2 separate regions of the Homo sapiens genome follow, and region 1 is linked to region 2. Evidence: read pairs that join two places in POLR2A ChIA-PET (ENCODE). Cell type or tissue: MCF 10A. All regions are shown on one strand. Each heading gives the region's core, and the rest is flanking DNA. Links, peaks and the distances in the headings are about the cores only. Region 1 has its middle 12 kb from the start of NTPCR. Region 2 overlaps SIPA1L2 (signal induced proliferation associated 1 like 2).

Region 1 (5,382 bases), core at 88-5,087, 410 kb after region 2:
AACAGTTTCCCTTCCCAACTGCAGCTTGATGGACCTTTAGGGACAGCAGGCTCCACACTGGACACAAGAGGCAAGCTGGCCCCACCAGCTCCCACAACTGTGTAAGGATGAACCTTATGATAAATGCCTGACTCCCTCACCCAGAAACTCAGTTTCTCTGATCAAAGTATATCTGGCACAGAAGGCAAGACTATTAGTGGAGTCATCTTTAAATAGAGAGAATTTCTTAAGAGAGGAAATGGACTTGAAGGAGCCAGAGAAGTAACCCGTGTGGCAGTGAGAGGTTTTTCAACGCCACGGAGGCAGAGCATTGGCTAAGCTCCTTCGCCTGGGCAGGCCCCTCAGCGAGAGTGAGTGAGAGTGTCTGTCCATGGATGTGTGAATGAGTGAAGGGCCATTTACACGAGAGAGTAGGAAGGCCATCTGGCTCTGACCTCAAATGCTCTCCCAACACACAATCACAGCAATCACACAATGACAGGAACTGAAGATGAAGACAGATATCATACAACTTTAACTCAGAACAAGCTACTTGAAATCATTACCAGATCACATCACTCATGGTGATGGTTAATTGTATGTGTCAACTTGGCTGGGCCAAGGTGCTCAGATATTTAGCCAAACGTTTTCCTGAAAGTTTCGGTGTGGGTGTTTTTGGATGAGATTCACATTTAAATTGGTGGACTTTGAGTAAAACAGATTGCCCTTCATAATGCGGGTAGGCTTCATTCAATCAGTTGAAAGCCTGAATAGAATGAAGACTTACCTCCTCGTTCAAGAAGAAATTATCTAGCCTAACGGCCTACTCTGCAGATTTTGTGTGGGCCAATTTCTTAAAGCAAATCTCTCTCTCTCTCTCTCCCCATCCTATCAGTTCTGCTTCTCAGGAGAACCCTGACTAATGCACTCAGTAAGCTATAAATTAAATTTTGAATAATTGTTGCAATCATTTTGTGAAAAGCATAGTTATATGGGATCCCATTTCTGTTTTAAATTTTAATTTGGGGCCGAGGGTGGTGGCTCACGCCTGTAATACCAGCACTTTGGGAGGTGAGGTGGGTGGATCACTTGAGGTCAGGAGTTCAAGAGGAGCCTGGCCAACATGGTGAAACCCCATCTCTATTAAAAATACAAAAATCATCCAGGCATGGAGGTGGGCACCTATTATCCCAGCTATTCAGGAGGCTGAGGCAGGAGAATTGCTTGAACACGGGAGGCAGAGGTTGCAGTAAGCTGAGATGGCGCCATGGCACTACAGCCTGGGCAACAGAGCAAGACTCCATCTAAAAATAAATAAATAAATAAATAAAATAAAATAAATTTTAAACTGTTAAAGGTAATTTTAAAAAAATTACACAATATTTTATAATCCTCTTCTACTACCCTTCCTTTAGCTCACTCTGATCCAGCTATACTAGCTTCCTTCCCATTCCTTAAATATACCTCAAAGACCTTGCATTTGCTATTCCTTCTGTTGGGAATACTGTTCCCTCAGCTTACTGCATGATTTGCTCCCTTGCTTTCTTCAGAACTTCAGTCAACTGTATTTGCAGTGAAGCTTTTCCTCCCCTCGACTCATCTTAAGCAGAGCTGCAGATGTGGTGCAGTCCGTGCATGCACATCTGTGCATGAGAGAAGGTCTCCTCTCAGCTCACCCAGCATCTCCTGTGCCACACGCAGACTTTCAGCTGCTTTCCCAATTCAGTGCACAGAGCCCACATAAAGGGTTATGGCTATGCCTTTTCTTTAGTGACAGCCATTTTCAGGGCAATTACTGATCCGCAGTGGTAATGGATCTAAAGATGCCTCGATACATTTGAATTTCAGCAAAGCACTCGGTAGTCACATAGGGAAATGAAATCAAATCAAGTTATGCATTAGAACAGGCCAGAAGATGTCCTTCCTTCACCCGATACAATGCATGTGTAGGGCATGAGTGTCCTTATTCCTGGCCATGCCTGAATCCCACAACATAATGTGTTTGTGTGTGTGTGCGTAGAAGTGGGGGTGTATATGTGCATATTTTCAAAAATGTTATTTATAATTTGGAAGACACTACATACAGAAAAGTATTGTGATGAAATTTAACTCATTTTCCCACAATTCACCCACATGACCATTACTCTTTCTGATGACTTTTTTCTGATTATTTTATGCAGCTGTTTTAAATTTTATTTTTATACACTTGTAATTACATTGCACATGTAATATCCTATGCTGTTTCGTGTACTCCACATTATTTCATAAGCATCTTTCCATCCTATCAGTTAGACTTTTTTTCTGATTGCCAAGGACTCTAACGATACTGAGACTTTATAATTTCATATGCCCCGAGGCAGGGCTGGCTTTGGGTGAGAGTAATTCGGTGGCTCAAACAATTACAAGGAACTTGGCTCCCTTTGTCTCTCTGCTCTGGCTGGACATGTGCTATCTGGCACAGAAAGAGGCAAACTCTGTCTCCTATTCATAAGGTGGGCAATTCCCCAAACATAGGAAAGAGTTTAGATGCTTGGCGGCTAAAATGAATGTTAAATTTGTACTATGATATTTCATAAGACTATTGTGAAATGTTGAATGAGACAATATGTGTACATGCTCAGCACAGTGTGTGGCATGTAGGAAGTGAGCCTGATAAACTTTCAGTTTTTTGATAATGATGATAAGAGAAGGAGAAGCTGCTACTTGAGGATGATGAAACTCTACAAGCCTCACTTGTATCTCGACACATCAGGGAGAGGCAACAAGCACTTAGGCTCACCAGCAGGTCACTGGGTCAATTTAGAAGGAATACAGGAACAGAGGGAGAAGCTAAACAATGCCGTGGTGATATAAACACCAAAAACTGTGTGTTCGTATCTGCTGTGAAAACCGTACAGGACAAACCACTGGTTTCTTTAACAAAGAAACTAAGGAAAAAAGATCAGATGAAGGAGGTCTTTTATATTAACGGGATACAAAATGCATCACCAACTTGCAATGTATGAACCTTAAGCAGATCTAACTCAGTGCACAAGGGTCCTAATTGCTCCGTATCCTCATCAACACTTGTTATTTTCTGGGTTTTGTTTGTTTGTTTTGATAGTAGCCACCCTAGTGGGTGTGAGGTATCCATAGTGTTGATTTTTATACAGATTTTACTTGTATCATTAACTAATTGTGTTATGTGCATTGATGTGTTTTTAAAATTAGATTATAAGTATTTTTAGGGCAAAGACCCTGTTGTATACGTCTTTTATTACCCAAAAATGCCTAATAAGCACTCTGTACTTACTAGAGGTGATCGGTATGATTGTTGACACTGCAATTCTATCTGTTCAGAGTGCTAGTGTGTGCAGTAGACTGCTACTATACGTTTGTAATTTTTTCCCCCAAAGACCTTTAACACAAAGGAGGAGTTCAAAAATGTTCCACTGAAAAATGAACTACGGAGTTTAGAAATTCATTTAATTAGCAAGCATTAATTGAACATCTAGATACTGGGAATTGAGTAGTGAATAAACCTCATTTAGTTCCTCTCTCATGAAGGTTTTTTCATTTTAGCAGAAGTGGAAGTCATTAAATAAATTTAAACAACTCATCATTCAATTACAATCATAAGTGAAATGAACTAGAAGTTCAGGAGGCTACAGGACGCTTGGTGTGGAGGCAAAAGCAGCTCCATCTTGGATGTTCATCCATCCGCCATGTTGACTTCTGATTAACACTCATTCCAGGAATACCTCTAAGATTTCTACTTCCTGCCGGGCGCGGTGGCTCAAGCCTGTAATCCCAGCACTTTGGGAGGCGGAAGCGGGCGGATCACAAGGTCAGGAGATCGAGACCATCCCGGCTAACACGGTGAAACCCCGTCTCTACTAAAAATACAAAAAATTAGCCGGGCGTGGTGGCGGGTGCCTGTAGTCCCAGCTACTCGGGAGGCTGAGGCAGGAGAATGGTGTGAACCCGGGAGGCAGAGCTTGCAGTGAGCCGAGATCACGCCACTGCACTCCAGCCTGGGCGACAGAGCGAAACTCCGTCTCAAAAAAAAAAAAAAAAAAAGGTTTCTACTTCCACCTACTTACTGTGAATGCTGCTCTTAGGTCAAAACAACCTTGATGTTACTGTAAACACATATTTACCATAAATCCTGTCCTTAGGCAAATTCCTTATGCTATACAAGCCCTGGGTCTGGCAGTAACATGCAGGGATCCACCATCACATCTTGCAGCCACCTAAGACAAGGTTTCTGTTCCTAAGTCCCTAGTAAATGCTTCTTGATGGGAAACTGGATTTGTCAGCCTCTTTCTTTGGCTTCTCAGCTCCCTTGGCCTTTAGGGGTAGGTTTGCACAGACCTGTTCACTATGAAACACTTGGTGTGTTCTAGGGGGTCAGGAATGATAAATACATGTTAGCTAGGGGAAGATGATATGGGAGAGAGCCTTTAAAGTGGCAGAAACAGCATGTGCAAAGGCCCTGTGACAGAGAGGAGTGTGGTCCCCTTGGGCATATGAGAATAGTTTGCATCTCCCCCATATGGAGCAGGAGCTCTAGGAAAGTCAAAGATTGGCCTATTGCTCCCATACAACAATGCCATCACCTCTATTCTCGTGCACTAAGGTTGTATGGAGACATTCTTAGCACCTTGCTAGACTGCTTCCAAGCACGACACCCAGCAGCCAACTATCCTTAGATCTTCAAATGTAAGGGTTCGTGGGGCAGTGAACAGGGTGAGGCACCAGTTATCTTCTTTTCCCAGCAAAGCTTTATGCTACTCTTGCCTCAGCTTGGACTCTGCTTATGAAATAAGGTGAGGGGTCAGGAGGTTGGGATCTCACGATGGGACAGGTCATTAAATAAGTGACAGACACTTGATTTCTATCTATCTGTCCACACTGGGGTGATAGAAATGAAAAATCTAGAATCCCTGTTTCACTAGCAGTGAACCTGCCCTAAAATGCCACAAGTTATTTATTAGTTAGATGCAAATCAATGTTTCACATATCCACACCACAGGTTTTGAGCCCACACATGGTGTTAAGAGGGGATGATGAAATTCAACCCAGGAGAAGAGTCAGTGCACATTGCCCCCTCTGGGAAGACTGATGATATACAATAAAAGGAAAAAGAAATGATTCCTAAAGTTCTCCCTTAATTTTCAGTCACAAAGCCTTTATCCACTTGTTGGGCAGATGGAGCTGAAACCATTCCCTTAACCAGGAATATACGAGAGGGCAAGTGAGGCTGTGTGGGGTGCCAATGTTGCTGTGGGGATGCACACAGCTAATTAAAACCACAGCCCACTTTCCCCTCACAGCACTCTGCAAACAATGTTGGTGATGATGCAGTCTGACCAAGTTAAAAAGCAATTAGTTTCCCCTGCAGAGGATTTACAGGGCAAGACA
Region 2 (5,382 bases), core at 69-5,068:
TTTTTTTTTTTTTTTGAGACAGGGTCTCACTCTGTTGCCCAGGTGGGGGTGCAGAGGTGCAATCAATAGCTTACTGCAGCTCAAACTCCTGGACTCAAGCGATCCTCCCACTTCACTCTCCCAAGCAGCTGGTATTACAAGTATGTACCACCATGCCCAGATAATTTTTTAATTAAAAATCCCATTTTCTTATTAAAAATATGATCATGGGAAATTACTGCTTTCTTTGCATTTCCAAGTTAATGAATAAGAGTTGGATGCAGAAACTGTGGTTATCACAACTCTGAGACAAACAGAACACCCAACAGTGAAAACTGATCTCTTGTTAGCAAGTAAGCAAGTTTTATATATATATATATATATATATAATCAACTTTCTAAAAACCACAGGTAGACCCAAAGAACTTGTCTGAATATTTAATTATAAAATGTTAGTATTAACATAATTACATTTATTGAAGGATTTACTATTCCCCAAACCCTTGTAGGTTCATTCGATCCATAAAAAATCTCCGAAGAGACAAGAAAGAGACACTTCTCTCCATTAAACAGACAAGGAAAAAGTCTTAGGGCAGGAAAGTAAGCATTTGCCTGCAGTCAAATGACTGTGTTTCCAGAGAATCAGAACTAGAATCCAAGTTGCTTCATTTTTTTCTACTGTCGCAGGTTCTCAAATTTACACACAGCTTTTTAAAAATTAGAAATAAAAACAAAACACAAACATTACTGGCTTCATCTGTTCAAAAGAACCCAACCTAACCCAAATTTATTAACTTATAGACAAATTCATTAACTTCAAGCATCTCTCCTGCTCCTCCTTCCTGTAACGGGCAACTCTCCTCTTCATCCTTCTTAGAGCCAGACTAAGAGTAGAATTGGACAGGCCTAGGAAAAGGCAGCAGCTCCTCCAGCCTCACATCACTGGTGAGACCCATGCACAGACCTGGCTTACAATCAAGTGTGGCACTTTCTTCCCATTTGGCTCCTGCTAGTTACCCATATAACCCAAGGAAACCTCAAATGTTTGACTGGCAGAGCAGACTGGACATGATCCCAGGCATACCACCCTCAAATAACATCAAAACTTCACAACACCACTCCCAATCGCATTTTACTGACACTTTTGGTTTCTGCCTCAAAGAAACATTTTTTCTTCCCTTGTACAGAGAGCACTGTGTGGTGTTTTGGGTGTTAACCACCCACTTAGACTCACAATCAGAACATGAGATCTTAAGGGAGATAATCTGTTCTCACACCCCCACTTTATAAACCCAGAAGTTAAGTGATTTGCCTAAGGTTACAACACTAGTCAAGAGCAAAATGGATGTCCCACTGGGGTCCCAAAATGCTAACAGTTAGGTCATTGTTCTTTATACTTTTTATTTGAATGTTGTATTAATGAGAATGATCAGTTATGATACACAGGTGTCTCAGTTGGGCTGAAAATATCTACATGATCACCCTGTATGCCCTCCACCTCTATGTTTTTGCTTATGCAGTTCTCTTGCTTGGAATGTTTTTCTTCTTCCACTGGAAGTGGCAAATCTAACACACTCAAAGCCATAATCTATGACTCTTTTCCCCTCTAACTTTCCTCTAAAACTTGACCTTCAAAATACGTTGTGTTCCTTTACTATGTAACGGTATACATTATATTCATCCATTGACAATGACATGCCACTTACGTACCTATCGACCTACTAAGTATGAAGCTGGGCACAGAAGAATGGGTGACATGGCTCCTGGCTTGGCGGAGGCCAGTAAAAGCTTCCAGGTAAAACACCCTTGAGGAGCATGGGCTCAAGGGTGCCAGAATACAGCTTGGCTAAAAGAATGCCCTGCTAAGATTTCCTGCTGTTGTTCTTGGCTCATGCTAGCTAAGATAATGTCCAGAGTTGTGCACCTTCTCATCCATATTCTAGCTGCTAAGATTAAAAGCCCATACATTTGCAAAACTGGAAAGCAGCAAGGATATCACGATAGGGTGGCAAATCAGACATCACAATTTCTTTCTCTCTTTCCTCAGCTAGGAGTAAATAGTTTTAAGTTTTGCTTTTATTCTTATGGAGGAAAAAAAGGTATTGCCAACTTTGGCCAACAGAAGGCAAGAGAAAGCCGTAAGAGATCTGTATTATGCTCTTGAGCACGGCCCCACCTATTGCAGAATGATGTGTCATCAGCAACCTGAAGCCTCATTTCACCATCAACCCCACAGTTTGGGAGAGAAGTGCTGGTTCCCAGACTTCAGTATGAGCAGTCACTGGTGATTAAAGCATAACTTCTCTGACCCTTGTCATTGAAGGTGAACCAACCTGTTTCTCCTGCAGTCTTTCTTGTATAACCAGAATCCTCATCATCTCTAGGGGCAGGAAGCCTCACCATTTATTCTTTTTTTTTTTTAGATGGAGTCTTGCTCTGTCGCCAGGCTGGAATGCAGTGGCACGGTCTTGGCTCACTGCAACCTCCACCTCCCAGGTTCAAGCGATTCCCCCGCCCAGCCTCCCAAGCAGCTGGGACCACAGGCGCACACCACCACGCCCGGCTAATTTTTTTGTATTTTTAGTAAAGACAGGGTTTCACCAAATTGGCCAGGATGGTCTCAATCTCCTGACCTCGTGATCCACCCGCCTCGGCCTCCCAAAGTGCTGGGATTACAGGCGTGAGCCACCGTGCTGGGCCACCATTTATTCTACTTGCATTTACAACCCCTGTCACATTTTAGCCATGGAGTTTCTCCTTTAAGCACATGCCTGAGGCCCTCCATAAAAGCGTAGTACAACTAGAAAGGGTTCTTAAGTCTTCACAACAGATTTCTGAGCAAAAAGGTAAATACTCCTTTTCGCTAAAAAAAAAAGGTTAACAAGTTTGGGGTTGTTTTGCCCAGCGGTTCCCAAATCTGACTACACATTTTTAAAATTACCTAACAGATGTTTATACCCTGCTTCCTGGACTCTAGCCCCAGAGATTCTGGTTCAGAGGACCTGGAGCAGCCCTGGAATCTAGAATTTTAGAAGGGAGTTGTCATGCACAAATAGGATTGGAAGCTATTGGCTTCAACATAATTCTAATAGAGGAAAACTAAAAAGTTAAATACATGACTCTAAAATCTCCGTTTTCCCCTCTCACAAGTACTGAACCATCTTCCATTTAAGCAGCTGAATGTAGTACAATTTATTTACTCACAAGGTTCTTTAGTTTTGAAGAAATGAAAATGTGAAATTGGGAACGCTCTAGAAATCATTTATATGAGTCCAAAACACTATAAATTTCTACTGTGGTAACAGTAGCCTGGGTTTGCTCTGCTGTCAAAATATACTCTAAATTGCAACATTTACTGAGCATTCTGTAGGTGCCAAGCACTTTCTAAATGCCTTTTAAGTATTTGAATTTTGATAAACTTATATGATAAGAATTATTATTATCCCCAATTTAGAGTAAAACTTCTCAAGCCTCTAAATGCAGCATTTAAGGCCCTACCCAAATTTAGCTGCATTTTACCTATCCGCCTTACCAACCAAAACCACTTAAGACCACCTTAAAATCTTCTCAAATACACCTGAGCCACCCCAACCTCCCTAGCTTCCTTATTGGAGTTCCCTCCCTGCAATGTCTTTTCCATCCCCTTTCTTGTGATATTAAATATGCAGACATTGACGCAAGACCTAAGTTCAAATGCTGGCTTAGCCATGTACTCACTCTGCTCCTCTAGGCACATTTCTTAAACCCTCAGAATCTGTTTCATCATATGTAAAGGAGGTTTTATTTTTTCAACAAATACGTATACGTGACTACTACCTTCCAGGTACTAGTCTAGGATCAAAGATGCAGTAATGAAAGGCCCTGGAAAAGGTCCTGCTCTCACAGGACAAGTATTCTGGCAGAAGAAGTCATGTAATACAGAGGAACATCTTTTGGTTCTTCTTAGTAGTTGTGGTTGGTAATGTGGATAGGTAGAATGCAACTGAATTTGGGTAGGGTCTACATAACTTGTTCAAAGCGACTGCTATCATGGGACAGGATCAGAAAGGTTGGGGACATGTAGGTGCCGGTATGGGCGTTAACGGAAGGGTACGGTGGCTAAGGAAATACCTGAAGAAAAGGATGAGGAAATCAGCCACACAGATAGAAAGGAAGGGAGAGGGAGGAGGGGAAGGAGCTCCAATCAGGGACTGGAATTGAAAGCAAGCCTGGCACATGCAAAGACAGCAAGCACACAGGTTAGAAAGGTAGCGGGCTCAGATCCGGGAGGGACTGATGGGCCACAGGAAGGATTTGACTTTCATTCTGGACAGTTCTAAGCAGAGGAGTGAGATCTGACTTAGCCATTCTGTTTGCGGTGATGAGGAAAGGCTCCAGGGAACTAAGATGGGAAGGATGGAGGTAAGGCCACTGCAATAATCCAGGCAAGAGAGGGTGATGGGGTCTTGAACCAAGTGGCAGCAGTACAGATGGTGAGAAGCAGACTGCTTCCTGGTGGGAGGATTGAACTGGCAGCTCTGGCTAATGAATGGGCTGAGCAGGAGAACAAGAAAAGTCAAGAATGACTCCAGGATTTTTGGCGTAAGTAACTGAGAGGATGAAGTTGACCTTTATTAAGATAGAGAAGATTGTAGAAGGGAGTAGCAGTTACGGTTAAATAGATCACATGTGCAAAATGCTTATGAGCACAAGGCCTGAGACACAGCAAGAACTTGATAAATACTAACAGTATTTTTGCTGTTGTCATCATCAGTCCACATGAAACCTTGAAATCTTCCAGCTCACACTGATCACTTCTTACTGTAAACTCAGCTATATGTTCAAATCATTTGGGCACATAATAAATGCTGACTTACCTTGCATTTTTGTGCAGTTTTTCAATGGGGATAAAAAAATAAATTTAGCTTCCAGAATTGTTTGTGTTTCCTGAAGGCAGTAAAGCACATCCCATAACACTTCTTAAAACAAACTGAAATGTCTAGAGAGTCAGAATTTGTATTTTAAAAAACAAAGATCCTGAGGCTTAGCTGCTATATGACCCAATCACGGCAAATGCCCAGAGTAATATAAGCAAAAGCAAAACAAAACCCAGATTTCATGTCCTTGTTAAAAACACTGAGGTACAGCAGAGCAATGAGATGCCTACCTCTACTGCAGGAGAAACGCTAAAGAGAACTGTGGAACTAAGGTCCCTGAAATACAGAACAAGATGAGGCTGGGGTCAAGACAAAACCTGCCTTCTGTGGTACAATGCTCCATAATGACATTAGCTGTACAGATCTTTAAATCCCGTCAGATTTTGAAAATGAGATTCTAGAACTGACAGAGGGCATGGGTCAGAGGTTCCCAAAGGCCCGTCTGTGGACCAGTGCCAGGTCAGTTGCTGGAGAATTAGCTGAGGAA

What was found. ChIA-PET counts read pairs that join two places held together with the same protein. Peaks named below come from ENCODE experiments on the same cell type or tissue, not always from the same donor. Only the 100,000 strongest peaks of a DNase experiment are listed, where the experiment ranks them.
Region 1: POLR2A ChIA-PET joins it to region 2 with 5 read pairs; 1 of 35 experiments calls an interaction of 5 or more read pairs at or near these places.

What each region holds. Positions count from the first base shown.
Region 1 is chr1:232,935,483-232,940,864 of GRCh38, forward strand. No RefSeq gene overlaps it. Among named protein-coding and RNA genes, the nearest start is that of NTPCR, 12 kb to the right of the region's middle. In MCF 10A, for the core only: no CTCF peak of the experiment used is centred there; a DNase peak (open chromatin) is centred at 2,449.
Region 2 is chr1:232,527,735-232,533,116 of GRCh38, forward strand. The region is part of intron 2 of SIPA1L2 (signal induced proliferation associated 1 like 2); the gene reads right to left. Among named protein-coding and RNA genes, the nearest start is that of SIPA1L2, 100 kb to the right of the region's middle. In MCF 10A, for the core only: a CTCF peak has its summit at 2,086; a DNase peak (open chromatin) is centred at 2,197.